2 separate regions of the Homo sapiens genome follow, and region 2 is linked to region 1. A link is an interaction called in ENCODE POLR2A ChIA-PET data of the cell type or tissue named here. Cell type or tissue: K562. All regions are shown on one strand. Links, peaks and the distances in the headings refer to the core of each region. The heading gives the core; the rest is flanking DNA.

Region 1 (14,723 bases), core at 7,090-9,589:
GACTGTGAAGAGCTTCATCATTTCTCATACTCTTGGAATTAACTTTCCTAACTTCACAGACCCACAGGGAGGTGAAGTAGGAGTGGCAGAGGTTGGGATCATCTGTGCAATCAGGAGTGTGAGGTGTGAAGAGTCACAAGATCCTCAGAGAGAGGTCTCTGGCTGGGTCCAGCGGGATGCATCTCCTAAGATAGGAGCTGCTCATTGCAGGGGAGGAGGTAGGAGGGGCCAGAGAGATGGTGAGGGACCCCCTTTCCCCCAAGCCTAGGTCAAAGTGGACTCTGGCCCACGGGCTGCCCTGCTTGATTTGAGCAACAGAGAGGCTCTTCTTGCCGAGAGTTCACTGTAATTCTACAGCAGCTCTGAGCAGGTGGATGCTTACTGAGATGAGCTTTCTCTAGGAAGACCTGGGTATTTCACCTGTGTGGCCTTGAGATGGTCATTTAACCTCTCTGCATTTTTCTTCTGTTATTTATAAGCATGAAGGTATCAGATCAGGTGCTTTTGAAGGTCCTTCCAGCACTAAAATATAGGATTCTAGATTTAGGACAATAGTAGTTGCAATCTTATTGGATGATTGGGAAGATGAAATGAAATCAGTCATGCTTCATGGATGTTAGGATTTTCTTCCCCTCTCCTTCTTGGTTTTGTTTAAAACATTTGCTTTTCATGACCTTCATCCTAAGCCCAGAAGAGGATATTTGTGAGCTTTTGCCACCCAGTACCCTTGGACCCTTTTACTGGGAAAGCTGTGCCCAGAATTTCCCCCCTCCTACTCTCAGCCCATCCCTGAACCTAAGCAGGGTTAATCCTACCTCCCAATTCCAGGATGATCCCTGATTGGATCAAGCCAACCACCATATTCCCCCTCTCTGGCCATCCAGACTGGTTCGGGGTTGAGTGTGTAACCAAGGGGAATCAGCTAGGACCTTTGATCAACTATTGGGAAGAAAAGGTCTTTCTTCTCTGCTGGACTCCAGTCTGGATGGAAATCATCTGGCCACCAAGAAGGGGGATCTGAACATGGCCTCACATGAGGAAGAGATTTTTTAAAATATGGAGGAGGCACTGATGGGATTCATCATTTGAGCCCCTGCAACAAGGCCCCGCCATGCATCCCTGAGCTTTTCAGTGGCATAAAACCATTAACTCCCTTCTGAGTTCAAGCTGGGATGAGCTGAGTTTCCTATTACATAAAATAAAAGAGCCTAGCTGTCTCCCCTCTAGCACCTATGTCTCCAAGCTGAGACCAGCACAAAACTTTGCTGCCTCAGCCTCTTCTCTCTAGGTGTGAGGTTCATCTCTCCCTGCCCATTCTCCCCCATTTTCTCCTTTCCCACAGAGAAGGCTGCCAAAACTACCCAGTAATGGCACCTCCAAGGATGAGGACACATTAGCCCTAGTCTCTAATGAACCGAGCAGCCCTGTCACCACCAGACCCGGCATCACACAGTGACCTGGAGGGCTGCCGAGTCAGCACTGTGGGTTCCTGGTGCTTACTTGCCTCCTGGAAGAAGGCAGCTTGTGCTGGGAAGCCACTAGGTGGATTTTAAGAGAATTGGGTGGGGTGGGGGGTTGGTACAGCAGGCATCATACAGAACCCTGTAGAGTCAAGGCCTAATCAGGGGAGGGGTTTTAGAAGTGATTTTGTTCTGTAGATGTGCAGATTAAGTCCAGAGAGGGCAAGTGACTTGCCCCAGGTCACACAGTTGTTTAGAGAGAGAGTTGGGCTCAGAACCCAGATCTCCCAATTGAGTCCAGTTGTTCCTTTAACTTTGCTGTCTTATCCTCCAAAGACAGATCTATGTCCTCCCCAAGAACCCCCATGGGTTCTCCTTCCCTTCTTTATGATGCTCAATAGAGTCAGTCCTAAGCAGCCCCTCCCATAGCATCCTTCCTGTCTCCCAAAGTCCACACCACACTGAACATCTCCAGTTACCAGCAAGTCTGCTCAGTTCTTCCATCAGCGAGTCCTACAATAGCGAATGCAGATACCGAAGGGAATTGCAGCAGCTGCTGCACTCTCATTCCCAGGACCTGACCTGGGCTCTGAGCTCAGGCTCTGTCCCTTTTCTGCCATCTTAGGGATGCTCCCTTCATCCCTAGTCAGGATCCACCCTCCTCACCTGCCCTCAGCCCCCATGGTGGGTAGAGCTCAGCCTGCCTGAAGCCACACAGTGGTCTGTCTGCTTTGTTGCTGGAACATCTGGCCTGACCCTCTGATCATCACTCACTTGCCCCTGCCTCTATAAATGCTGAGTGTTCCTTCCCATCAGCGGTGGCGGGGGTTGCCCCACAACTATCTTGTCGTTTGGGCAGGAAGGCCCCTTGCCCACATCTCTGAGTGTCACCTCTGGGCCATCTCAATGTCGACCCACTCTCCTGCTGCCCAGGGGTGCCCGGGGCCTCCTCAGATGGTCAGTAGTGGGACAGGTGAGGGCTGGAAGCCAGGGTACCACACCTCACCCCAGTCAACAGTCATCTGTGCACCCAACTCAAGTCACCGACACTGACAGATTTGAACACCTGCTGCCAGGAACCATACTGAGAGCTGCCCATAGGCCCACCCCCGTGGCCCTCACAACCACCCTGTCAGGAGGATTCATCTGCTCTGCCTCCCAGGTGGGGAAACTGAGGCATTGAGAGGTGAAGCCACTGCCCCAAGGTCACCCACATGCCCCTAAGGAACCTGAAGGGTCAGAGGAGAAGGGAACACACATACCTCCCTCCTTCCCACTGCCCCTGTCTGCAGAGACATGGTTTCCAGTAACCTCCAGGGACAGCCTCCTGGAATCTCCCCTTCAAATCCTTCCTGACCAATGTTTACCTGAAATCATCCCACTGATCCCACCAAGCAAATGTCTGAGATTGTCTCCTGGAAAAGGAGGGCATGATTATCTGGCCGGCAGACACTGGGTGAAACCCCAGCCCTGCTCCCAAGAGGGACTTGTTCAAGCGACAGTCACTGGGGCATTGTGTCTGCAGAGAAGTCTGCTCCACTTTGAACTTTGTGGCAATTACAAAATGGCTTGTTATCCAAAATGATTTGTGGAGGTGGAAAGATTTCAGATGAAGAACTCAGTGGTGGGACTGCTGGACCCAGGCAGAAATGCAAGGCCATCAGTTAGCCATTCGGGTAAAACACAATGACCGTCATGAAATTTTAATTAAACTCTTACTTGTGTGAATAATGAAGCGTAGATTCTTCAGTGCTGACTTCCTCAGGCCTTCTCTGAAAGGAAAGCTCTGCTTCAGGTGCATGGCTCTGTGAGAATCTGCAAATGTCCCCTCTACTGAGGAGCCAAAGATGGATCTTCACCGCTGTAAGCCCAGAAAGCTGCTCCTATGAACTCTCCTCCAGGGAGGTCAGTTTCTCCCCATTTCCTGCCTGGATTGGCCCCGCAGGAAGTGGCAGGTGAAAGGAGTGGATGGGAAGAAGAGAAAAAAAGGCAAGGGGGCTGGGCAGTGGGTGTTGGAGGTTGGAGTCCAGCTGACCCTCGGATGTAAGTCATGATGCCGCAGCTTGTTTGCTGTAGGATCTTGAACGTCTTTGAGCTTCACTTTCCTTATCTAAAGAATACAAACTACAATTCTCATCTTTTTAGAAATATTGATTGTTTTCTCCTGTTTATTTTCTCCATTGCCTCCCTGCTCAGCCTACAACCCTGCTAAGTTGCTCCTCACCCACCTACCAACCCTTAGCTTATACAGTATTGAGGACACCTGACCCACACTGGCCACATTATCCAATTTTCTCTCCAGAGAATCTCCATTCGGAACATAGAGACAGTCACGAAGCTGTGGGGGCCAGCTGGAAGAGCACGTGGCTGTGGGTTAGAGGCAATCATCTTGGTGAGGCCATGCTGGATCGGAAGTGAGCAGAGAAGCCAGTCTACAGTGAGGGGGAAGAAGACCAAAAGGAAATAGACCTGGATTATCCACAGATCCAGTATGGGAGACAGAGGAAGACCCAGAGAGAAATGGGAAGGGTCACTGTTGGGTGACTCCTAGACCCCAGGACACCTGGCTGAACTTTCTATATTTGGGATCTGAGGGGGCCCCTGCATCCTTCTGCAAAGCCCTTTTTCTGCTTTGCAGATTTTTGTGGGTCTGTGAACCAGTTAAGTTTCTTCTCTGTTGCACATGTCAGAAAACTCAGCCCAAACTGGTTTAAGCCAAAGGAACTCCATTGATTCATGTAATGGAAACTTTCTGAAAAAGTTGACTCCAGAAATGGCTTGAAGGGGCCTCTTGGTGATGTTGCCAAGACCTAGCTTTTCTCCATTTCTCCTTCACACATTGTCTTCATTCTTAGGCTGCATCTAAGGTGATGGCAACAGCTGTGGACCATGAACTTCCAAGTGGTGAAGAGCAAGAGCGTCTTCTGCAGGAGGCCTGAAAAATGTCCATTGGATCTCGGTGGTTCCCTGGATCATTGCCCTCCCTGAGCTGATGGCTGTGCTAGAAAGATATATTGCACAGGTTAGTTTAAGCGTTAGTCCCACAGCCCACTGCTGAGCTACAGGTGCAGCCTCACAGACAGAGTAGGGAAAGGAGTGACCCACAAGCAAAAGTCAGTGCAGCTGCTGTAGTGAGAGGAATGCAAGCAAGCAACCTCACCTCTGGATTGCCAAAGATGAGAGCTCAAGGGGGACGGTGAGAGTGAGATGAAGTCCCTAATGAAATGCGTCTGTACAGTACCCATGCTGATTTCTCTTCCTTGCTCCTAAGTTGGTAGCTTTTCTGTAAAGCTCCTTGAGGCTGGGAGTCCAGCCCCTTCTCTTCACCATCCATTACCTGGGCCTTTTTGTGGCCCACACCTTGCGTGTGACCTTACCCTGGTCTGGACTGCCCTTCCCATACCTTGTCTGCTCAGGGTTTGAAATGGAGAACAGGCTGCCAAGGCTTAGAATAGGGGAGAAGCGGGCAGTGGGGGTGGGGAGGGGTGATTTTAAAGGCACAATAGGAGGGTATATTGATGATGGAACTATTCTGAATCTTGACTATCGTGGAAGATAACCAAACCAACACAGGTGTTAAATTGTATAGCGCTAAATACACACACACACACGCACACAAAATACAAGTAAAAACTGGAAATCTGAGTAAGATGGGTGGGTTGTACCAAGGTCAGTATCCTGGTTGTAATTTGTCCTATAGTTTTACAAGATGTTACCATGGGTGGAAACTGGGTCAAGGGTACACAAAATCTCTCTGTTTTCCTCCTTTTCTTTTTATAAATTAAACTTTTAAATTCTCCCACAGGGATGAGGAGGACTTCCTGAGCTGGGTGCTTCCTTGCTGGTGTCATGGGTGGAGCTTTCATTAAATCCAGTGGGGAGGAAGAAGCCTACTTGGGCCACCTTCTGTTGGGAGCAGTAGAGAAACTCTGGGCCTGGGTCTCCTGGGTGGGTGAAGGGGTCTGAGATGCCCGCTACTATACTGTTCCTCCAGTCCTGGGGTCCTTAACCAGTCACATTCCTCTTTTCTGAGTGCTCCTCTGGGAGTCTCTTGTGTTACCTCCAGAGCTGATCATTATACTTAGTGGGGAAGAGCAGGGAATGACCTCTGTGTCTCTCGTACAACTTCATAGAACTCTACAATTATCTCAGAATAAAAGTATTAATTTAAATAATGAAATAAATATATGCCAGGGGAGAAAAACCATAAATAACACTAAACACCACCAATCTCACTGGGTCACTGTGGAAAGTGCATTAACATACGCAAAGACCTTAGCCTGCCTAACACTCAGGAGGTACACGATGGATATGCATTGCTTCTCCAATAATTTAGGAGTGTTGTGTTCCTAAAGATCTTTGCAATTCAGGATATATCTTTTCATGAAACTCTGCTGTAGACTGGGGTTAGTCAGTCAAAAAGCTCTAATGGCTTGTACTGCTAATAACCATGAATAACAATCTTTCTTTCAGAAAATGTAGTCCAGACTCCAGGCGCAAGCATCCTCCCTTCCCTGGGCCACGGTCGAGAAAGGGGAGTAAACTATTTTAGTAGGCACAGCAAAGAGAGCAAAGCAGAGTGGGACTGGGCTCTGTGGACTGGCAGCTGGGGTCAGGCCGGGGTCTATGGAGAGAAGGAGCACAGATGCACCCTGGGTTCGCACCCGTGGGAAAGCCTGGGAGGCCACCCCCTGTTGGCCAGGGGTGTGTGTGTGTGTGTGTGTGTGTGTGTGTGTGTGTGCACGTGCATGCGTGTGTGTAGTGAGAGTGCTGCACCACATCAGTAATCGTCATGACCACTCACTAAGGAAGGAACTGGTAGTAACCCATTTCTCAGCTGAGGGAGCCAAGACCTTGAGAAGTTGAGGAACTTTCCTGAGCTCACAGCTTGGGTCTAAATCCCAGGCCGGTGACTGCCTCCAGTCCCTGCCCCAACCACTGCACTCACTGCCACGTGCTCCTGGTGTCCATTTGTGCCACTTGGAGGGCTCATCCCCACAATCACCCTGGGAGGAAGGGGCTGATGGAAGCACCATCCCCACCTACAGATGAGGAAAGGGCCCAGAGAGGGGAGGCAACTTGTCCACAGTCACACAGCAGGGAAGTGGTGGAGCCAGGACTGGAAGCCCTGTGGGCCTGACTTCTCCTCCAGGGCGCCCTCCCCTGCCCCCCACTACCCTCCCTTCAACACCTCTCAATGGAAAGCACAGACTGGGGCCCCCTTCTCCCTGTAGTGAAGGAAGCTTTTGGACTCACAGAGGCCTCTGTTCCTCAGCATCTCCTGCACTGGTAGCCAAGCCCCTCATCCTTGGTCGACATCGTACCCCCATCCTGGTCCCCCTCAGAGGCCCCCAGGGCTGTTACTTCCTTAATGTGCCTGCTTTAATTATTATCTTCAAGAAGAGACTCAATCCAGGAGATAAACACAAAAGACCCGCTGCTGATAAATGAAGGTGTCCTGCCTCCCTGGATGCAAATGGAGAGCCCGCTGCAACCCCTGCAGTAACACGCCTTAGCCTCCGTCAGGGCTGAACAGCCTCCCTAACATGGTGCATCTCCCTGTCCTGCAGGTGCTGGGATCAGCATAGTGGCAGGCAGAGGAGTGTGACACCAGCGTTGCACAGAGAAAAGAGGTAAATCCAGTGCCCTGGAGAGTGCCACACAGAAAGCTAACAGCCAAGAATGGAGTGGATCAGGGACAGAGGGATCAGCAGACAGCCAATAGCAGCTCCAGAGTGCAGGAGAGAGGCGGCACCATGGCCTCCTTTAGCTAGGAGACCCAGCCACACCCAGCCTGGCCTGGGTACTGCCAGTCCCAGAGGACACCATGGGACACAATGGGGTGCTCAGGCATCTCTCAGGACCCCTGCCCCTAACCAGGCACTGCTCCCCACATACATCTCTCTGCCTTGACTGAGGGACTCAGCCTTCCTGGGCCTGGGTCTCAGCTTCCCCTTGGGTTCCACTGTGGAGCAACCTTCCAGGCCCAGTGCCATGGCCTGCCCTGGATGAAAACTGTTCTCTGACCCTGGCCCTGCAAGATGCACCCCTAAGACCAGCCCCAGATCCGCACCCAACTAGACCTGCCCCCTTCTCCTCCCTCTTCCCCCTTCCCACACACCCTGGAAAGAAGAGTTCAGCAGTGAGGAGAGATCACTTCACATAAAGGCTCTCTCTGTAGCATCACCTGGGGCAGACAGTGGGGTGTAACAGCCACCCTTGTGGCAGTGGAGCCCGGGAAGCACTGTGCTTACTCACAGGTCTGCACTCTTCTCTGCCACTCACCGTCTGTGTCATTCAGGCAAGTTACTTAACCTCTCTGAGTCCCAGCTTTCTCATCTGGAAAGTGGAAAAAAATACCTCCTTTCCCTTTCTCAGTTTCCCCTCCATAAACTGCAAAAAAAAAACTAAAATTATATATATATATAATTTTATATATGTATGTATATACACACACACACACACAGAGACAGAGAGAGAGAGACACACACCAGTATGACCATTGGCTTGCTCCTGTCTGTGCACTCAGCTAGAATACGAGCTCCATGGGGCAGGGCCAAGCCTGTCTTGCACCCCACTGTATCCCAGCACCCCCCACATAGTGAGCCCTCAAGAAATGCTTGTGAAATAAATGCTGTGAAATAAAAGATGACCTCTCTCAGCCCCTGCTGCTCAATATGTGGGCTGCGCACCAGCAGCAGCAGCTCTCAGAGCCCATCCAACCCCCCTGCATCAGAGCTGGCCTTGCACGAGAGCCCAGGGCAGGTGTGTCCAGGTCCCAGGAGCCCTGGAGGCTCAGCCTCCCTTCCCCAGGTCCTCCTTCTCCATGCTGACTTGTTGGGCTGCCTCCCTGGGCCTCTGCCTTGCCCAGCACAGTTCCACCTCTTTTCCCTGAGGAAGGTTGGGACGATTCAGTGAGATCGTGGCTCCAACGCACCAGCTTCAGGAAGATGAGCCATAAACAGGGCTCCATCTCCATCTCTGTCTCTCTCTGATCCAGACCTAGGCCACTGCAGGAAGTCTATGAGCAGCTCACTTCCTGCCACTGGCAGGCTCTGGAATTCACTGTGCAGCCCAGGCTGGGAATGCAGCCGCCAGCGGGGAGCCCTGAGCCCAGGCTACACCTGAAACCAAACACCCTTCTCTGGACCCACTCCTCACCCCTCAACATACAGCTGCTGCCCACCTGGTTTTACTGCCTGGCACTGCAGCCCTTTCCAGAGCCCCTGTGGGTCACCCTGAGACCCCAGCCCCTTCCATGGGGGAGGTCTCTCTCCTCCTCACTACAAAGCTGGCCCATGTGACTCTATGTCACAGCTGCCACCTGCACTCACTGCTGGGCCCTCACCTTCCACCCCAGCACCGCCTTGATGCTCAGATGCCAGCAGGTCTCGGGTCTCCCCACTGTGCTCCTGCCTGTCAAGCCGCCCACTGGGGTGTATGTCGAGGTCATCCAGCTCTGATGCTCCAGAATATGTGACATTAGTTTTCTATAGCTGTCTCCTCTGTCCTCAGCTGCGTTCCTAACCTTCATGCCACACCAGCCTTGCCTCTGCCCCTACCCCTCCACTGGGTTCCAACTCTCATCTGCCCACTTGATTCTCCACATGGACAGGGTTCAGTAAGCCCACACTGACCACAGAGCAGAGCTGATGGCGGGGTCATGGCACAGAAGCCCCACCTGAGCCCAATCTCCACCTGCAGGGTTGAGTTGGGCTGAGGGGGGCCATGGCTATGACGGACCCACATGACCTGGAAGCAGCGTGGGGACCCGCTTGTCTCGGGCGGGGCTGTGTTGTGTTGGTCATGGGAGGGTCAAGTTTGCTGGTTCTAAGACCCGAGTGCCCCATGCACAACTTTGTTCTTAGAGACAGTAGCAGATCCCGTGGGTACCTTGCCCCTGTACCCTGGGCACCAGCCCTTCCTGAATCTGCAGTCCCGGCTCAGAGCCAGGCACAGGCTGGCTCTCGGTAAACATTTGACAACTGGGCACTTAGATGAACTGAGCCCCCTCCTCAGGCCCCTTGTGTGGGGAATGGGTGAGCAGGGGCCTCGTCTCCCTTCTCTAATCGCTGGTGAAGATTGGGGCCTCTGCACCCCCTTTTGCCCAGGGTCTCTGGAGCTCATTTCTCCACATATGGCCCAGGATGGGGAAGCAGAGGAGGGGGAGTAATTAAAGGAGAGTGTGGGACCCCTCTCCACCTCCCTTCACCACGCAAAGCCATCACACCCCCACCCCCAGCAGTGGGAGAATGACCCAGAGAACAGCAGAGCTGGGGTAAGGATAGGAGCAGCAAATGCCACATCACACAGCAGAGAAAATGATCCAGAACGTAACAGCCCCCTGGAGAACGCAAGTGCAGGCACTTGTTGCAAGGCAGGAGTGCAGAGGCACACAACACATGGCCACTTGCCCTCCCGGTCTTCTGTGAGACAGCCCTCCATTTCCCTTGCAGCACCTGTTTCAAGTGCATTGTTTTTCTTTGTTTGATAAAGTGTAACTCATTTAAGGCTCTGTGATGGTTATTTCACATCTCCAAAGCATACTTTTCACGGAAAGATCAATTCCAAGAAAACACTAAAAAGTCTGTGGAAGTTAGATCCATTAACAAGTGCTAAGTGGCCAATCACTCACAGAGGGGGCCTTTGAGTAAGCCCAAGAAATGATCAAACTGACTGGGCACTCTGCCGGGAGCCCTGGAGCGACATTTACAACATACAGGTTATGAGCTTTTTCTTTTTCTCTGCCTAAAATTAAAGTTCATTTTCTGAGACCAGGGAAGATCATCAAGAGGGCAGCTAGCCAGCCCTGTGCAATGGATGGAGGAGGAGCTCCCAGATCACTCCTGGAAAGGGGTCTCTGTTCCTCAGAAAGACTGAATCTGTGCATCCAGGAGCCCATGGAAGGGTGAGTCAGTCATCCTCATACGCGTGTGGGCAGCGCGAGCAGGAAACCCAGAATGCCACCTCAATGCCACAGCTCACTGCACAAAGAAGGCCAGGGGGGAGATTGTGACTCAACAGAGATCATCTCCGGAGGAAGGGACTGGGGGAGAGCAAGGAGAGGGAAGGACACACCACTAATCATCCGAGATAAATGATGGAGTTGACTTCGTTTAGGCCTCCTAATAATCCAGTGGGTTAAATGGTACTATGACCCCACTTTACAGATGAGGAAACTGAGACTCAGAGAGGGGAAGTCCTTTGCACTGAACCACCCAAGTTGCAATTCAAATCCAGATCTGTCTGATGCCAAAGCCTTAGCACTTCACTACTATGCCTGTCTCACCTCCTGGTTGTATACCCCTAAGGATGGGAAGCTCACTACCTCTCAAGACATCTCAGGACAGCTTTGACTTGGAAAGTCCTTCCTTCAGGCCACATTGAGGGCATCTACTTCATATTCCACATGGCAGCACATGTATTTGAAGATAATTCTCATCCTTCCAGGGATTTTCTGTCCCCAGGTTCTACAATCCCACTCCTTTGGCATTCCTCATTAAACAGCCCCTCCAACCAAGCTTCTCTCTCTCTTTTGAGCTCTCTGATGCAACTTCCCAGGGAAGGTCTGCCCAGGGCAGGGCCCAACTGAGCCCTCTCTCTGTCCCAAGGATCCAGCAGGGCCCTGGCTCAAGTTTCCCTCTTTTGTTTTTTGTTTTGTTTTGTTTTGCTTTTGTTTTTGTTTTTTTGTTGACCCTTCCTGAATGAGGAGCCATCTGCCCAGACATGGGGTTGGTCATGGACAATTGGGTAAATTCTCCTTTATTCCCCAACCTGTTCACCTGATTCCTGTCAGAAATGTTCCGCCTGAACTGTAGCAGGAGATCTGAATAAGAATTTTTTAACCACTTTATTAAGATACAACTGACATGAAATAAACCCCATGTATTTAAAATGTACAATTGGCTATGTTTTGATGTAAATATACATCCTTGAAACCATCACCACATCGAGATAAAGACAAACACACACATATATTTACTGCAGCACTATTCACAATAGCAAAGACTTGGAGCCAACCCAAATGTCCATCAATGATAGACTGGATTAAGAAAATGTGGCACATATACACCATGGAATACTATGCAGCCATAAAAAAGGGTGTGTTCATGTCCTTTGCAGGGACATGGATGAAGCTGGAAACCATCATTCTCAGCAAACAATCACAAGATCAGAAAACCAAACACTGCGTGTTCTCACTCATAAGTGGCAGTTGAACAATGAGAACACATGGACACAGAGAGGGGAACATCACACACCAGGGCCTGTCAGGGGTGGCGGATAGGGGAGGGATAGCATTAGGAGAAATACCTAATGTAGGTGACGGATTGATGGGTGCAGCAAACCACCAGGGCACATGTATACCTATATAACAAAATTGCACGTTCTGCACATGTAACCCAGAACTTAAAGCATAATAAAAAAAAAATTGTCAAACTGTCTTCTAAAGTTGTTGGACCATTTTACCCTCCCACCAGCAGTTCATGAGAGTACCAGTTCCTCCACATCCTGGACAGAACTTGGTATGATCTTTTTAATTTTAGCCATTCTGATACCTCAGATGTGTAGTGGTATCTCATTGTGGTTCTTAATGTATGTTTTCCTAATGACTAAAGATGTCCAGCATCTTCATGTTGGACATCTTTACGTTCACATGTCTTCTTGATATGTGAATCCTTTGCCTGTTTTTTATTGGTGGCTTGTTTTGGGAGTTATTTACATGCCCTAGATGTAAATATTTTATCAGATATATGCTTTGAGAATATTCTCCCAATCTATGGCTTGTATTTTAATTGTCTTAGCAGTGTCTTTCAAAAAACATTTTTAATTTTTATAAAACCAAATTTATCAATGTCTTATGAGTCATGCTTTTGGTGTTATATTTGAGAAATCCTTGACTAATCCAAGGTAACAAAGATTTTTTCCTCTGTTTTCTTCTTAAGTTTTATAATTTTAGGATTTATTTTTAAGTCTATGATCCACTTTAAATTTTTATATTGTGTAAGGTATGAATGAACGCTCTCCTTTTTTGCATATGAACATCCAATTGTGCCAGCATCATTTGTTGGAAAAGCTCTCCGCAAATGGCCTTTGCACTTTTGTCAGAAATCAGTTGTTCTTATATGAATGGGTCTATTTCTGAACACTCTATTCTGTTCCATATAAATCTTTTTGTTCACATTTATGCCAACACCGCCTTGTTTTGATGATGCCAACTATATTTTTTTCTCTTTTTCAAAGTTTTCTATTTTGCTATGCTAGGTCTTTTGCATTTCCATATGAATTTTTTATGAGTTTGTAAATTTCAGCTGGTAAATCAAAAGCCTCTTGTACTTTTGGTTGGGATTGACTTGAACCTAGTTATCAATTTGGGGAGAATTGACCATTTTATCAATATTAAATCATGTGGCCCATGGATAATATTTATTTCTCCATTCATTTGGATCTTCTTTATCTCAGTAATGTTTTTCATTCAGAGTGTATGGGTCTTGCACATCTTTTCAGATTTATCTCTAAGTATTTTACATTTTGTGATGCTGTTTTAAATGGTAACTTTCATTTCAATCACTGATTGTTCTGCTATTGGTATTTGGAAATACAACTGATTGTTCTATATAGGTCCTACATCCTGAAACTTTGCTAAACTCACTTAGCTCTATCATGTTGTCTTTAACTAAAAGGTTTTATTTATTCCTTTCCAACATGGATGCATTTAATTTCTTTTTCATTCCGTATTTCACTGGTTGGAACTTTAAGTAAAATGTTTAGTAGAAGTGGAAGAGCGGATGTGCTTGCCTTGTTCCTGATTTTAGGGGAAGAATATTCAGTCTTTCTCCATTGAGTACAATGTTTGCTGTTGGTTTTTCATAGGTGCTTCTTCTCAGTTGGCAGAATTTCCCTTCTATTTCTACCTTCCTGACAGTTTTTTATCAAGAATATAAATAGTGAATAATGAGATGTTAAAAAGTGAAAGATTGATTGGAAAACAGCCACTGTGCTTCTCAATTTGTATCTCTATCCAGTCCTTTGAAAGGTGACTTTGCTGTTCTTGCTATCAAGCGGTGAGGTCTATTTCCCCAACTCTTGAATCTGGGGTGGCCCTGTGATTTGCTTTTTCTCATAAAATATGACAAAAGTGATGTGCCAGTTTTCAGCTGTTTTAAAATGTACCCAGGATTTGTTTTAATCAGGTATTTACAAGACACACAGATATGGAAATGACTGTCATGAAGGAAAATGTTTATTCTCACAGATTCCTGGAAACAAGAGGCATAGCATTCCATGCAGGGAAGCAGCAGGGTAAGTCAGGAGATAGGGGGAGAAGAGGAAATCGAATGCCCAGAGCATTCACTGGGGCTCTCGTGGGCAGGAATGGGCAACGCAGGGTAGGTTGCTGAGTAAGCTTACAATTGGGTGGTTGGATAACTTAAGTGAGCTTTGTCCCATAAGGGTGGTCCCTAGATGTCCACTACCTGGACCTGGGGTGATTTGGGGCAGGGCAGGAAGAATATTGGCTTGGTGTGGGAGAGTTAGATAAAGGAGGTGGCTGGGGATGTGGGCTCTGGATCGGTTGGTTTGAATATCAAAGATGTGCTCTCAGGAGAGTCCTTTGCTATCTCTGGAGAATAACTAGCCCTGGTAGGGCAATGTCTCCAGGATCAAGGCCCCAAATGCCAGAGCATCAATAATACAGAAATGAGAATATACAGTCAAGATATCCACCTATGCCTCAAAACACCTTGTGTGCTTTCATCCTCTCTTTTGAACATGAAGATGTGTCTGGGCTGGCCTGCACTCAGATAAGACCACATGAAACAGAAATGAGTCAACTCCCCTGAGACCATGCCAAGCCAGTCATCTCCCAGCCAATCCACAGGCTGATTGCAGATGCAGAAGTATATCCATCCAAGATCAACCAAACCCACCCTAGGTCAGCAGAAGCAGCCAGCTTGCATACACACTCCTAAGTTCAATAAATGCTTGTTATTTTAAGCAATAAGTTTGTGGTGGTTTGTTATGCAGCAGGAGCTGGCTGATACACCATAACTCTCTCACCACAAAGCTGTTTGGTTCAACTACCTTGTGTATTTCGTCAAGTGTCTTGACTCTTCTCACTCCTCTCTTTATCACCATCTTTGTTCCTAAAATTCCACGGTGTTTCTCCCATGCCTAGAGAAATTTTAACGGAGTTGCTAGAACCCATTTCCTGCTTTCAGTGCCCCCTTTCTTCAACCACTCAACAAATGTTTAAAGTGTGCCATT
Region 2 (14,723 bases), core at 6,451-8,950, 56 kb before region 1:
CAGCATGATTCATAGTCCTTTGGGTATATACTCAGTAATGGGATGGCTGGGTCAAATGGTATTTCCAGTTCTAGATCCCTGAGGAATTGCCACACTGACTTCCACAATGGTTGAACTAGTTTACAGTCCCACCAACAGTTTAAAAGTGTTCCTATTTCTCCACATCCTCTCCAGCACCTGTTGTTTCCTGACTTTTTAATGATCGCCATTCTAACTGGTGTGAGATGGTATCTTATTGTGGTTTTGATTTGCATTTCTCTGATGGCCAGTGATGACGAGCATTTTTTCATGTGTTTTTTGGCTGCATAAATGTCTTCTTTTTCGCTACCCTCCCTCCACCTGTCTGCTGCTGAAGTTTCAAAAATGCTCTGGTCTTCCACAAATGTTGCTCCCTATGCCTGAGATGCTGTTTCCTCAGCTCCTAGGAAATTCATGTGTCTTTCAAAACTCTTTCAAAATATCTCCTCTGGGAAGCCTTCTCTGACTACCCACTCCAGACACCCAGCAGGCTGGGTTAAGGCCTCCTCTGCTCTCCCCTGCATCTCCTTCTCATCCCTCTCACACATTTGGCACTCTGTGCTGTGTGCCCCTCCGACGCCCACTAGGGGGCTGGAAGCCCAGGTCTGGAGCAGCATCTTAGAACTAAAATGCCTAGCACAGGGCCTAAAATAAAAGATTAACTCAACTTGGTAAATGCTTTGGGGGATGGGAGGAAAAAAGGGAGGGAGGGATGGAGTTAGAGAGAGAAGTGAATGAATGAGCCTTGGGTGAAAGGGTCAGGGTAACCTGGGATCAGATGCCATGCCTAGGTCAGGTAACAGCTGCCCAAAGACCCACTACCCCTAGCACGGAACCCAGGGAATATTTTCCCACAGGGGAGGAAAATATTTACTAGCTAACAAAGTTAATGACTACCTGCAGGGGTGTTGCCAAGGAGATGGGCAGGTACCCAAGATGGATGATAGGCTTGACCTGGCCCAGGTGAGGTCAGGGGAGGTGATATTTGATCTGAGACTGAGAGATGCAGGAGAGAGGAGAGGAAAGCTGTCGGGGGGCAGGAGGAGCAGCATGCATGTTGCCTCCTGAGGTGGGGGAGGCAGGGCTTGTCTGAGGAGCTGAAGGAAGACTTTGGAGCTGCCACTCAGGGAAGGAGGCAGGAGGGCGCTGTGCGAGGCTGGGAGAGTGGTCAGAGCCTGGAGGAGTTCTTACGTCCTGCTCAGGAATGCCGCACAGCTTAAAGACAGCTGTGGGAAATGGGGAGAGGCTGAGACTCAGCCCTAGATGGCCTGGGGTCTCAAGAGGAGGAGCAAGGTAGCAGCTCAGATGCCAAAATCAGGGACAACAATAAGGAAAATAGCAAATGCCCCTCTACCACCTACCATTACAGGCAAGGTTCAGTGCCAAATGTTTATTCATTCAATCTGCACAACAACCCAGAGGGGAGTGTTATCTTATTATTCCCATTTAACAGATGAAGAAACTGAGTCATTCAGAGAGGCTGAGTGACTTGACCAAAGGCACACAGCTAAGAAAGTGGTAGAGCTGGGCTTCAAACCCAGATTATGTCCCAACACCAGGGTCTGTGCTCTTACCCATTACCCTCTCACTTGGTTATTAGACAGTCATTTAACAAGCATTCCTTAATCACTTTGTGGATGCAGATACTGCCCTCAGTGATGAGGATATGACAGGGAACAAAAGAGACTTGGTCTTAATCTCTTGGTGCTGATGCACCAGCTGGTCAAGAAGTAAACCACAAACGTCAGATAGAGATGTGTGCTATGTGCAAATGAAGGGACACAATGCAACAGAAGTGATGGTGGAGGATGCGGGGACAGAGCTGGATGAGTGTCTGGAGAGCCCCTAGGAGGAGGTGACATTTGTGCTGAGCTCTCAATGCCATGAGAGGATGAGGAAGAAGAACCTCCCAGGGAGAGGAAAGAGCAGGTGCAAAGGCCCTGACGCAGAAATGCATTCTGCGTAATTGAGAAACTGAGTGTATGAGTCAGATCTCACATTGCTATAAAAAAGTACTTGAGGCCAGGTGCGGTGGCTCATGCCTATAATCCCAACACTTTTGGAGGCCAAGGTGGGTGGATCACTTGAGGTCAGGAGTTCAAGACCAGCCTGGCCAACATGGCGAAACCCCATCTCTACTAATACAAAAAATTAGCCAGGTGTGGTGGTGCATGCCTGTACTCCCAGCTACTCAGGAGGCTGAGGTGGGAGAATCACTTGAACCCAGGAGGCGGAGGTTGCAGTGAGCCGAGATTGTGCCACTGCATTCCAGCCTGGGAGACAGAGTGAGACTCTCTCAAAAAAAATAATAAAATAAAATAAAATAAAAAGTACTTGAGGCTGGGTAATTTATAAAGAAAAGAGGTTTAATTTGCTCACGATTCCACAGGCTGTACAGGAAGCATGGAGGCTTCTGCTTCTGGGGAGGCCTCAGGAAACTTACAATCATGGCGGAAGGCAAAGGGGAAGTGGGCATATCTTACATGGCCAGAGCAGGAGGAAGAGAGGGCAAGGTGGGAGGTGCTACACACTTTCAAACAACCAGATCTCCTGAGAACTCACTCACTATATAGTACCAAGGGGGGTGGTACTAAACCATTCATGAGAACTACCCTCATGATCCAATCACCTCCCACCAGGCCCCACCTACAACACTGAGGATTACAATTTGATGTGAGATTTGGGTGGGAGGTGGGATCACACACCCAAACCATATTACTGAGCAGAGGTCAGTGTAGTGGAAACAGTCAGTGAGAGCAGAGGGCAGGAGACAAGGTCAGAGGGACAGGCAGGGGCAGATCGGGTGGACCTTGGGGCTACATGTGCTGCCATCCTCTGAGTGCCCTCCAGACCCAACCTCAGCCTCCTGCCAGGAGACTGATCTGAATGGATGGCATCAATAGGGCTCCTGTGCCCTCTTGTGCCCCAGCTTCTGTGTGTTCTAGAAGCACCAGAGGAGACCAAGTAACAGGAGTAGAAAGATATTGGGTGCTTATTCCCTGGCTCCCTCCCTCTTAACTATAGCTGCAATGGCTCTCTTTCTCTCTTGAAGCCCCAGCTCCATCTGGTGACCCCTCTTCTGAGGCTGCAGCTCTCTCTGAGGTCTGGTAACAGCTTCTTTCTGGACCGGGATGGAAACAGCCCCCCACTGTTGCCGGCCCCCAGTGGCCTCACCATCCCCTGCTGCCTTCCTGTATCCCTGCCACACCTTGGTGAATTGCCCTCCATTACCCTCCCTTCAATCACCCTCTCCCATTGGTCCTTGGTGGTCTGCTCCCTGCTAAGACCCTGACTGATAGTGGATACTCCTTGATGAGCATTCAGATTTCATTTGAAGTGCAATAGGGAAGCCTCTAGAGAGTTTAAGCTGGGGAGGGACTTACTCTGCTTCAACTTTTATGAAGAACCTCCTGGCTGCTATAGAAATGGATGGGAAGAGGGGACAAGAATAGACAGGGGACATATTGGGGACGATTGCAGGGTCTAGGCAGATATAGTGAAGTTTGGTCCAAGGTGGAGGCAGTAGATAGAGGACCCAGGCCAGATGGGTCCTTCAGATAGTAGCTTCAGCTCCTGAACTTTTGGCCCCTGAGGATCTTGTCCAGGGTCCTGAATTCCCCCAGTGCAGGGGAACTGATGGGTACAGAACCAAGATCCCCCTCAAGGCTGAGGCAGAGTTAGGGGAGCTCAGTGTGGAGGGAGGGCTCCTCGGGGCAGTGGGCCCTCTAGGATTCAAGAAGGATGGGTGGAGCCGGGCATGAGTGGAGCCAGCAGCTGCTCTGGGCCTGGGGCAGAGCTGCCTTGAGCAGGGATGTCATGAAGCCCATTGGTCCCAGAGCTCTGTGAGCCACTCAGGCACTGGCCCAGAGCCATAATCTTCACCCTTGCTGTCCATATAATTGCTTCAATCTCCCTTTGATTTGCAGGAAGTTGTGGCATGGGGGCAGGAGAGAGACGCCACTGGTCCTCAGTCATCTCCCAGTGAGCAGAACCCAACCAAGGTCCCATGGCCTGCCCTGCAGCCCCCTTCACACTCCAGCCCTGGAGTGGTGGGGTTGGGGCATCTCTGGCTGGTGCACAAGCCAGGAAGTTTGGGTGTCTTTTCCAGGTGGAAAAGGTGGAGGAGGGATTCACCAGGGGATGCTGGGCCAGTCGCTTAGCCTCTCTGAGCCTCACTTTTCTCATCTGGGAAATGGGCTAACACATACCTCACAGGGCTGTTGTGAGCCCTGAGTGAGATGCTGATATAGTTTGGATATTTGTCCCCACCCAAATCTCATGTTGAAATGTAATCCACTACTGTTGGAGGTGGGGCCTGGTGGGAGGTTATTGGATCATGGGGGCAGGTGCCTTATGAATGGCTTGGGCCACCTCCTTTGTGATAAGTGAGCTCTCTCTCTGAGTTCACAGGAGATTCCAGTCATTTAAAAGTGTGTGGCCTCTCCCCCAGACTCTCTATCTCTTGTTCCTGCTTTTGCCATGTGACCTGCCTGCTCCCTCTTTGCATTCCACCATGATTGCAAGCTTCCAGAGGCTTCCCTAGAAGCAGATACTGGCACTGTGCTTCCTGTTCAGCCTGTAGAGCCGTGAGCCAGTTAAACCTCTTTTCTTGTAAATTACCCAGCCTCAGGTATTTCTTTATAGCAATGCAAGGACAGCCTAATACAGATGCCAAGGCCAAGGGCTGTGCCTGGCCCTCTGCAGCTGCACCACATGAGTGAGTCCATCCCTCCTGCAGAGAGGTCGGCACTGACAATTCTCCCAGAATCCAACACTCGCGTCATTCAGCCTTCAGCATTCCCATAGGCCTCTATTCCCCGCTCAGGACCATCAAAGCATCAGGTGGGCAGCCACCACAGCCTTTTCCAGCTTGTACAGTAGGGGCCCTTATTTCTCTGCTGAGCAACAGCCTCATAGCCCCGATCACTAATCACTGCACCCCCAGCCTCATGAGCCTGTTGGATACATTCAGGAGACCCTGAAGCCTCCCCTGCCCTAGAGCTGTGGCAGGAGAAAAGACACACCATTGGCCAAGGATCTGCTGCCTCCCTGGCCCTGCGCTCACAGGAGCCTCCCGTGCCCTATTCCCTCCAAGACTGTGCGTGGGCAGGAGGGGGTCAGGAACCACGAGGACGTACACTGGACATGCCAGCCACCCCTGGGAGCAGGACGCTTACCTGGAGTCCCAAGAATAGAGCCTGCTGGGTGCACACGTGAGTGCTGAGTGACAGCAGTGATCAGATCTTTGGCCTGTCAGCACCTGGGAATAATTACAATCCTAAAAAAAGCCCTCATTATTTCTACCAGGGCCGTGGTGCCCTTTGGAAAAGTGGATGTTTCCTGCCAGATCATCCCCTGAAGCTGCATTTGTCACAAGCTATTGTGTAAATCCATGTTTGGCCCATTTTTTAAAAATGTGATTTATCCACTTGGCTGCCTTAACGTTCCTTCTCCAAACTCTCAAAATGTGGCTGATCTCAGGAGCCCGGAGAGGAACCATAAAGCATCACAGGGGAGTGGTCTGGCTGGGTCCAGCCTGGGGCTCTGAACTCCTCGTGCTGCCCCAGAGAGCCAGCATGGCCAGTACGGGCAGCCAAGGTGAGGGAGGGTGTTCTGCTCCAGAGCAGCAACCATTCAGGAACAGTGGAGGGACAGAACCTGGGATCTGGAGGAGGCTCAACTTCAGGCTTATTCACCCCAAAAAGGCTCACTGTGGTTCCACCCTGTGCAGCCCTGTGTGGGGCCTGGGCTGCAGCAGTGAACAGACAAGGTCCCTGCACCCCAAGAGCTGACACCATGGAATGGGGAGGCAGAAAGAGACAGATAAGCAATGCATCAGCAAGACTATTCCAGGTAGGGACAGGTACAGTGAAGAAATCAAAACTGGGTCATGCTATTGAGGTGGGGAAAGGACAGTGCCCATCAGATGTTGGGTCAGTGAAGGTCTTTGTGAGAAGGGAACATTTGAGCTGAGACCTCAATGGGAGATGAAAGACAGAGCAGTTAGTTTTGCCTGGTGGGATCAGGAAGGTTCCAAGGAGGAGACGCGATCTCATGGTGGATGCTTAGAATTGGACCAGGTGGGAGAGGGGAAGTGTCTTCAGGGTATTCCAGATGGGGCAACACAGGAGCCAAGGCCCACAGCAGTGCAGGTTCATAACATGTTGGGGGAATGTCTACTGTGGCCAGAGTGGAGCTGGAAGCGTCCTGGGGCCAGCATGTGACAGATCTCTAGTCCTGTGCTATAGATAGGACCCTCTCCTGAGACATGGGGAACCCTCTAAAGGGGTTAGACCTTGTGACTTCTAAGGCCCCTTCCAGCTTTCAGTTTCCATAAGGCAAGCTTGCAAAGGCTGTTGGCTTTAGTTGAGTGAAAACTGAATGCAAATAAACTTTTTAAAGTTAATAAGCTTGTTAAAAATAGATCTGGGGTGTCATGAAGTCCTGGAGTTCACAGAGACCAGAGGTGGTAGGGGAGACCGAACCTTAGTGGCCCAGGGTCCCTCACGTGGGGCTGTGCACAGATGGACACAGGCCAGGGCAGGATTTCATTCTCCTCCAAACAGTCATTCCCCTCCACCCTGCCCACCCACCGCAAGTGCCAGCAGCACCCAGAGGTCCCCTGCTCTTGCCTTGAATCCTGGCCCAACCCCCTGGGGTACAGTCCTAGAAGGCCATCCACCCACCCCCCAAAAAAAACCCAGCACAAACCAGGTCAACCTTCTTCCCCTCCTATTTTAGATCAAGCAGCCAGTCTGCCCTTTGGGAGCAACAGGCTCATTTCTCTTCCTGGCTCACTAAACAGTAGGACCCTGCGACTCCCACAGCAGGCTACTGGAGAAAGTTTTCTAGAACTTCAGACCCTTTGATGGAGAAGTCAGACTAATGAATAATTGAGACGTCTGGGCTTCCTGAGAACACTATGGATAGAGGTGTCCCAGTTCTTCCAGGAAAGCAGAGCTTCGGAGCGCTGCACGGAGGCGAAGAAAAGCCTTTACTTAAAGATGAGTCAGGAAGGCAGAGGGCTGGGGTGGAAAGGGCTGGAGGCAGCCAGGAGAGGCAGGTGCGTGGGCACTGGCTTCTGGTGAGCACTGCATGCAATTAGGCAATTCATGATCAGAGCACGGCTCTGCACTCAGACCTGGGTATGAAGCCCGTTTACATAATACAAGGTCAAAAGCCCAGCTCATACTCTCTTCCAAATGGCCAGATGGGTGGAGAGGCCACGCCCAAGATAGTACCAGCCTGACAGCCACCCAGCCAGTGGACCCGTAGGAAGGAGAGACCTTTCCCCACCCAGCATCCATTCATGACCCACACACACCCCTGACCCCACGACGCCCCAGAGGGGCTCTGCTTGCTCTGGCTTGAGCCACGTGCCTGCCTCTGCACCAATCGCAGCAGCCACTTGGATGGGAACTTGTGATTGGTCACTTCCAGGTCACATGCTCACTCCTACGCGGGAAGGGAGGTAGTGGATTGGCAACGCAACCAAAATAACATGGAGTATCAAGGAGCAAACAGGAAAGAAATGAAGGGCTCTTTGCAGAATGGAGAGAGGAGGGAATGTTACTGAGCACTTGGCAGGCATTCAAATGCCTTGGTGATCTGGCCCCAGGCTACCTATCCAGTCCCTTCCAGCTACACCCCTACTGCACTCAGCCTGACTCATCTGAATATTTGCAGGGTCCTCAGTGCTGCGCACTCACTCCACCGCAGGTCTTGCCCAGGGGTTCCCTCTGGCTTGGATGACTTCTACCACCTGCACAGCAAAGCCAGTCTTGGGTGTCACCTTCTCTGGTAAACCTTCCATCCTGCCCACTGGCATACTGTGCTTGGTCTCCGTCGGTTCACAGCCCCCCTGCCCAGCTACCCCGACTCCCTGCCCTTGAGAACAGAGATTTAATCTTATTCTCTTCTGTTTCACTAGTGTCTTGCACATTTTCTGGCACCCTGTCAGCTCAATGAATGTCTTTAGAATGAATCCATTAATGAATTAATTCCAGTTATTGGCAGAACTGATCTTTTGTGTATCTGGCAACAGCAGCTGCGCTCCATGTGCTGTGGTTTAACAAGCCTTGAGGAGATGTCCTTGTCCCAGATTGTATTCCTGATAGGCATCCTAAGAGTAGTTTCTTTCCCTCTCTGACCTTGCTTTCCTCGTCTGTGAAATGGGCTCCCTGACCTTTAACGCTGGTTCCAGTCCTGTAAGTCATGGAAAAGACTAGCCTTGGGAAACCAGGGCCAACCTGGGGGACCCTGGATAGGCCGTCCTAGAAGAGCCCTAGGAGACTGGCATCCTGGGAGGCAGAGGGGCCTAGGATGAGAGAAGTTTCCAAGCATATAAAAGTGAAATCCTGCTGAATTCACAATTTTGCTAATATTAGAATACTGTCAGATACTTCCAAAACCAAAAAAAAAAAAAAAAAAAAAAATGAGTTCTGAGTCTTGAATTAATCTTTACATTTTCACAGGGAAACTTAGATCTGTCTTTTGAAGTACAATAAAATCTCACTAATGAAAACTGATCATAATTCTGGGCACCTTTGTGTTTGCTATGGGAAGAATTGTTTTGCTAAACCAATTAATAATATAAACAAGACTAGAAGTGAAAGTATTTACCCTACTAAAATGAGCAAAGTTTTTGCAAGCCTCTTCTTCACAAATTCATGGGTCCAGGAGGAACTTCAAGATCCTCAAAATTGTTCTCCTCTCTCTAATCCTACCCATGTTTCCTGTACCCAAGTGAGGTCTCAGCACTGTGATCATAGGTAATAATAAGTAACAGTTAAAAAGGAGCTACCATGTGCTGAAAACTTGGCTGAGAACTTTTAATCCTCACAATTCTACCTCTGACTTCATCTCCTACTGCTCTCCCCACCTTACTACGCTCCAGCCACACCAGCCTTTTCTGAGTTCCGAGCTCACACTCACCTCCAGAGCTTTGCATGTGCTGTTCCTCTGCCTGGGGCTCTCTTCCCCCGCAGCAGCCTTATGGCTGGCTCCTCATTGTTCAAGGCTGAATTCAAACATCACCTCCTCTGAGAAGCCCTCCCTGATCATCCTATCAGACATTTCCCTCCTCCTGTCCATCAGGCCTCAATCCTGTACATCATCTGCAGCTATTGCCTTAGTAGCTCTCATCATGGTCGGAAATCAACCTATTTATTGATGTATTTACTTATATCCCACCTCCCCCTCCAGAATGTGAGCTCCTTCAGGGCAGAGTCCTTGTCTACCTTTTTCACAATTGCATTCCCACTGCCCAAAACAATGAATTTCTGTCTCCCCAAACCCCAACCTTGCCCATGGTGCTTTCTAATAAATGCATATTAAACTAACAAATGGATATATAGAAAGTACAGTAGACAAAAAATAACTCAGAATAAATCATGAGCCAGGCATGAGGTTTATCTTCACTTCATCCAACAAGTTTTCCTGAGTCATTTGAATGATTGCAAAAGGTCTGTCTGTTCTATTTAAAAGAGTGCCTTGCTTTCTGGACATCTGTATTCACAAATTCATCACCTAAAAGGGTTGTCAGCCATTGCATAAGATCCTAAGCACATTTCACAGATGAAAATACTGAGACTCAGAAAGAGAGTTAGATCAGTAAGATCTTGTGTGGTGTCAGAGACGACAAGAAGCCAGCTCACTTGGTCTCATATCTGTGTCTAAAGCACTCTGGAGGTGCTTTTAGAATCTTTCATCTGTCACAAGAATTGGCACAACTTTTCTGGGGGCACTGTAGGAATAATAATAATAAAATAATAGTAGGAGTAGCCAAAATGTCCTGAGTGGGATAAACAGTGTGGTAAACCCTTCAAACAACAACCCAAGGGGATGAGTACTATTGTTATCCCCATTTTCCAGAGGATGACACCAGGACCCAGATTCCCTGCCTCCGGTCCCTCACCCAGAGCAGGGACATGCAGGGGACCCTGGAGCACCTTCTGCAGAAGGGCTGGGTGTCAGACCTGGCTTCTCACCTCACCTGGCGCCATTTAGAGACATTAAAAAGCACTCAAAGCTAGGCTGGGTGCAATGGCTCACACCTGTAATCCCAGCACTTTCGGAGGCGAGGCGGAGGCAGGCAGATCGCCTGAGGTCAGAAATTCGAGAATTCGAGACCAGCCCGGCCAACATGGTGAAACCCTGTCTCTACTAAAAATACAAAAATTAGCCAGGCATGGTGGCAGCCGCCTATAATCCCAGCTACTCGGGAGGCTGAGGCAGGAGAATCGCTTGAACCTGGAAGGCAGCGGTTGCAGTGAGCCAAGATGGCACCACTGCACTACGGCCTGGGCAACAGAGCAAGACTCCGTCTCAAAAAAAGAAAAAAAAAAAAAAGCACCCAAAGCTGAAATCACTGAGATTTCTTCATCCTGCAATTTCTATTGAAAATTATTGTCTCTCACTTTTCTTCCCACCTACCCAAAATATCAAGTCAGTCTTTCCTAGAAGCACTTAATGGAGATAAAGGGGATTCGGGGATAATTTTGCCCCATTGAATAGTCACCTGGAGCGAATGAGAGTGGCCATATCCTCATGGGGCCCATCACCTCCTCTCCCCTCCCTGTCCTGTTCCTGCCCACTCCCCTTTTCACTCCTCAGAGGCAGCCATGGGAGCTCAGTCACTGGGGAAATTCACATGTTCTCCAGGGCCCCTGCCAAGGTCTGCTTTCCAGAAATCCAGTTCCCACATGAACCTGGCCTGACGTTACCAGTGAAAGCCTCTGAGCTTCTGGAAAGGAGCAGGGAGGAATCCCCTGGAGAGAAGGCAGAAGCCCCTCAGGCCTTGCTCTGAGATGCCACCAGCACCTGCTTGGTGGTGACACCTTGGAAATCCTCCAGGCCACAAGGCCGGGCCACAAGCTTTTCAGTGCCACTTGAGACAATGCTAGGCTCTCGGCAGGTTAGCAGGGGAAGGTTAAAGCAGGGACAGGAGTCTCTGATGCAGAGAAGCCATGACCCTTAACTATTCAAAAGCACAGCCCATCCCTAGAAGGGCCGGTCAGGGCTGCAGAGGGACGCCAACCTCCTCCTGGGGTCTTCATTGCTCTGGCTTTGGGATTCTCTGGAAACTTGCCCTAGCCCGCAGGCAGGGCCCACTGTAGTTACCCTTCATAATAAGAGCTTTCATTAAAATGAGCATCTACTATGTGCCAGGCACCATGCAAGGAATTAACACTCTATATATTAGGGTAATCACTGTGAAATTGCCAATTTCGTAGGCTGAAAATATAGGTTGAAATAGCAACAACTTTCTATCATTCAACCTAATACATTCTCCTATTTCATCTCCACAATAACACTGTGAGGCGCCGATCACGATCCTCATTTTATAGGTGAGAAAACAGAGGCTCAGGGAAGCAGCCAGAAGTGGGCAGTCAGAATCCACATGCACGTGGGCCCCATGCTAAGCCCAGCTCTCTCTGCAGGGCCTTACTGTCCCTCCTGTTATTCTCATTCCTCCTCTGCTTTGCCCTGTTCCCGGGGTCTGCGGCACTCGCCCTCACTACGGTGCCTTTGCTTCTGCTGGGCCTCCCTCTTGAACTGCTTTTCCCTTCCTGTCTTTCACAGGATCACAAGAGGAGCCGCAGAGTTGAGTTGAAAAAGATACCATGTCTGCCCTTAAAGGGCTCACTGCCCTGTGTAGACACAGGATAATTTGTGATTTCAACTCCATGTGTTCAGGAAGAAAAAGAGAGATCTGACTAGTAGCTTAAAAATGCCCGTGATTTTGCCTACACTCCTCTCCATGAATCCCTGCTCCACAATGACTCTAAGCCAGGAGCTCTGAATCTGTGGTTTCCTGGCTTCTGTTTACCTGCACCTGCTGAATCTATAGATGGACACCTCATGAGAGGTGATTCTGCAGAACTGGCCAAGCAGAAAGGCTGAGCTTGGGGATCAGGGTCTGTGGAGGCATCTGGGCAGGGGAACAGCGGTGTGGAAGGAAGCAAAAAAGAGCTCCGTGGAGCTGGAGAGTGAAGGATGGGGGGGTGATAAGGTTAGGCTTTGTGTCCCCACCCAAATCTCATCTTGAATTGTAAATCCCCAGGTGTTGAAGGAGAGATCTGCTTCTCTGTGGGAGGTGATTGGATCATAGGGACATTCTCCCTCCTGCTGTTCTCATGGCAGTGAGTGAGTTCCTATGAGATCTGATGGTTTTATAAGTGTCTGGCATTTCCCCTGCTTGCACTTCTCTTTCCTGCCACCATGTGCAGAAGGTCTTTGCTTCCCCTTCTCCTTCCGCCATGATTGTAAGTTTCCTGAGGCCTCCCCAGCCATGCAGAACTGTGCGTCAATTAAATATCCTTCCTTTATAAATTACCCATTCACGGCTGTGTCTTTACAGCAGTGTGAGAATGGACTAATACAGGAAGGAGTGGGGGAAGGTCAGGGCAGGTGATGACGCTGCAGAGTTTGGCCAAGGCCAGACTTGAAATGGCAAGCTGAGTTTGAAATCTATTCCAGAGGCTAATCATTTTCACCTAGGTTCTTCCTCTGTGGTGGCTCAAAAGTTGAGTTGCCAGATTAAGCAAATAAAAATATAAGATGGATAGATTCTCAGTTATACTTGACTTTCAGCTAAACAATGAATATTTGTTTAGTGTAAGTATGCCCCATACAATATTTGGGACATACTTATACTAAAAAATTATTGTTTATCTAGAACTCAAACATAACCAGGTGTCCTATATTTTATCCAGTACCTCTACTTGGGGACCAGAGCAGGCTAAGAGGAGGCCAGGAATGGGCAGGCTCAGCCCCCTCTCCACTGCAATCTGAAAAGTTTTGCTGCTCTAATTTTAGATTTTGGGGAATCTATGTCAGATCCATTTGAAAATAAGTTTCTGACTTCAATAATAACACTAAAATGTACATAAAACCATTGTGTAAATTATGTGTAAGATCCCTTCAGGGACCTAGACAAGGGGTTAGCAAATGTTTTCCATAAAGGGCCAGATTTAAATATTTAATTGTAATTAATTATAAATATTTAATTTTATTATACAGTTGTAAATATTTGATTATAATTAATATTTAATTGAAATATTTAATTATAAAATGTAAATATTTTAGGCTTTGTGTATTATACCATCTCTGTTGAAACAACTCAACTTTGCAGTTACAGTGTGAAAGCAGCTTTAGACACTTAGTAGGTAAATGAATGTGTCTGTTCCAATAAAACTTTATTTACAAAATCAGACTGTGGAGCCACATATGGCCCATGGGCTATAGTTTGCTGACCCCTCATCTAGACTGTTGGGCACACTCAGTGCTGGCTGAGAGAAATCATATTCTTTCCACGATGTTCTGTGCACAGGGACAATTCCTCTTAAGAAGCTGAAAATCTAACTGGGGACATCTGTATCTCTCTTCCTGCCACTGATTTGTGGGGTGATCATGGAAAAGGTTGCCCTTCCTTTCCTGGGTCTTAGAGGTCCCACTTCCATGATGAAATAGTTGGAGCCCCAGGATCTTCTCCCAAGTCACATCTGATGACCTGGTCCTACCATAACATCTGTCCCCAAGTGGTAGTTGCTATTCTCTCTCCCTCCTTTTCTAAAGTCCCCACTATCTGGTTGCAAGATGAAGACAGCATTTACTTATTCTACCCACTTTCGCCCCATGGACAATTTTTTTTTTTTTTTACATTTCCAGGGACTCCAGATGCCCTGAAAACCCTTCACCCCTGCTGCCTCCTTAGTCACTTACACTGGGCAGAATGCCCACGGCCAGGGGCACTGAATCTCCCCCATGCAAGTAAACATGTTGGCAGTGCCAACTCACTGCCAGAGACCAGGACCCCCTAACAGGGAGCTTGCCCACAACTGGGAATGTCTTTAACACCTATTGACAGCTCTTCCCCCATCGCTCTGTGCCAAAGTTGAAACAGTAAAAGGCATCGATTTCCCAGGACTGAACTGGGGGGCCAAGGTCAAGGCAAGGAAGAGGTGGGTTGCAGGGCACCATGCAAGATGGGTTTTACATGAAATTATGGTTCTGGCTCTCCCAGTGGCATCTCTTCTGTGCCACCACGACAGACAGCTCTGTGAGAAATGGCAGATTTGTATTTCATTAGGACACTTTAGTCAAAAGATCAATGATGCTTCTCAGAACCTCTCTGCCCATCCACTGGGGTGGGTGAGCCTGGTGAGAAGCCTGCAAAGACCCAGCTAAAATTAGGCAGCTGCCGACAGACACCCGATTCACAGTCACAGAGCATCGATTACAAAAGTGATGCTGGGCTGACGGGCTTTAATCGGCCTCCGTGTTCTGTCTTTGTGGAGAGGGACCTTTGTAATGAAGTGGCTCCCTCTCTGGGGAAATGAAGCTATCTGGGGATAGGCTCAGGATTTGGCAGAGTGCAGGAATGGAGGGATGGTGGCAGGGGGAGGGTGGTCATGGTGTTGGGGTCTGCGTGTGCTTCCTTCACCCAGAGCTTGGCTGTCAGGCTCTGAAGCCCAAAATGAAAAGTAAAGGGCCATCTACCGACTAGCTGAGTGACGCGGGCATCAGCCTCTCTGGCCTCAGTATTCCTCACCTGTAAAATGGACACAACAATGGAATCTTATCAGGGGGTTGTTCTGAGGATTTGGTGACTTGATTGATGCAATCCTATTGGCAGAGGGCCTAGCACAAAGGGAACGTTCTCTATCTGGAGGCTGGTGTTGATGTCTCTTACTGAGCGCCCC

Evidence for each region. ChIA-PET counts read pairs that join two places held together with the same protein. Peaks named below come from ENCODE experiments on the same cell type or tissue, not always from the same donor. Only the 100,000 strongest peaks of a DNase experiment are listed, where the experiment ranks them.
Region 2: POLR2A ChIA-PET joins it to region 1 with 6 read pairs; 2 of 35 experiments call an interaction of 5 or more read pairs at or near these places.

Annotation. Positions count from the first base shown.
Region 1 is chr1:29,586,763-29,601,485 of GRCh38, reverse strand. No RefSeq gene overlaps it. Among named protein-coding and RNA genes, the nearest start is that of LINC01756, 240 kb to the right of the region's middle. RefSeq lists enhancers at 8,027-8,857, 8,858-9,689. In K562, for the core only: no CTCF peak of the experiment used is centred there; no DNase peak of the experiment used is centred there.
Region 2 is chr1:29,642,546-29,657,268 of GRCh38, reverse strand. The region is part of intron 1 of LOC107984934 (a long non-coding RNA gene); the gene reads right to left. Among named protein-coding and RNA genes, the nearest start is that of LINC01756, 300 kb to the right of the region's middle. RefSeq lists an enhancer at 6,217-6,296. In K562, for the core only: no CTCF peak of the experiment used is centred there; a DNase peak (open chromatin) is centred at 7,438.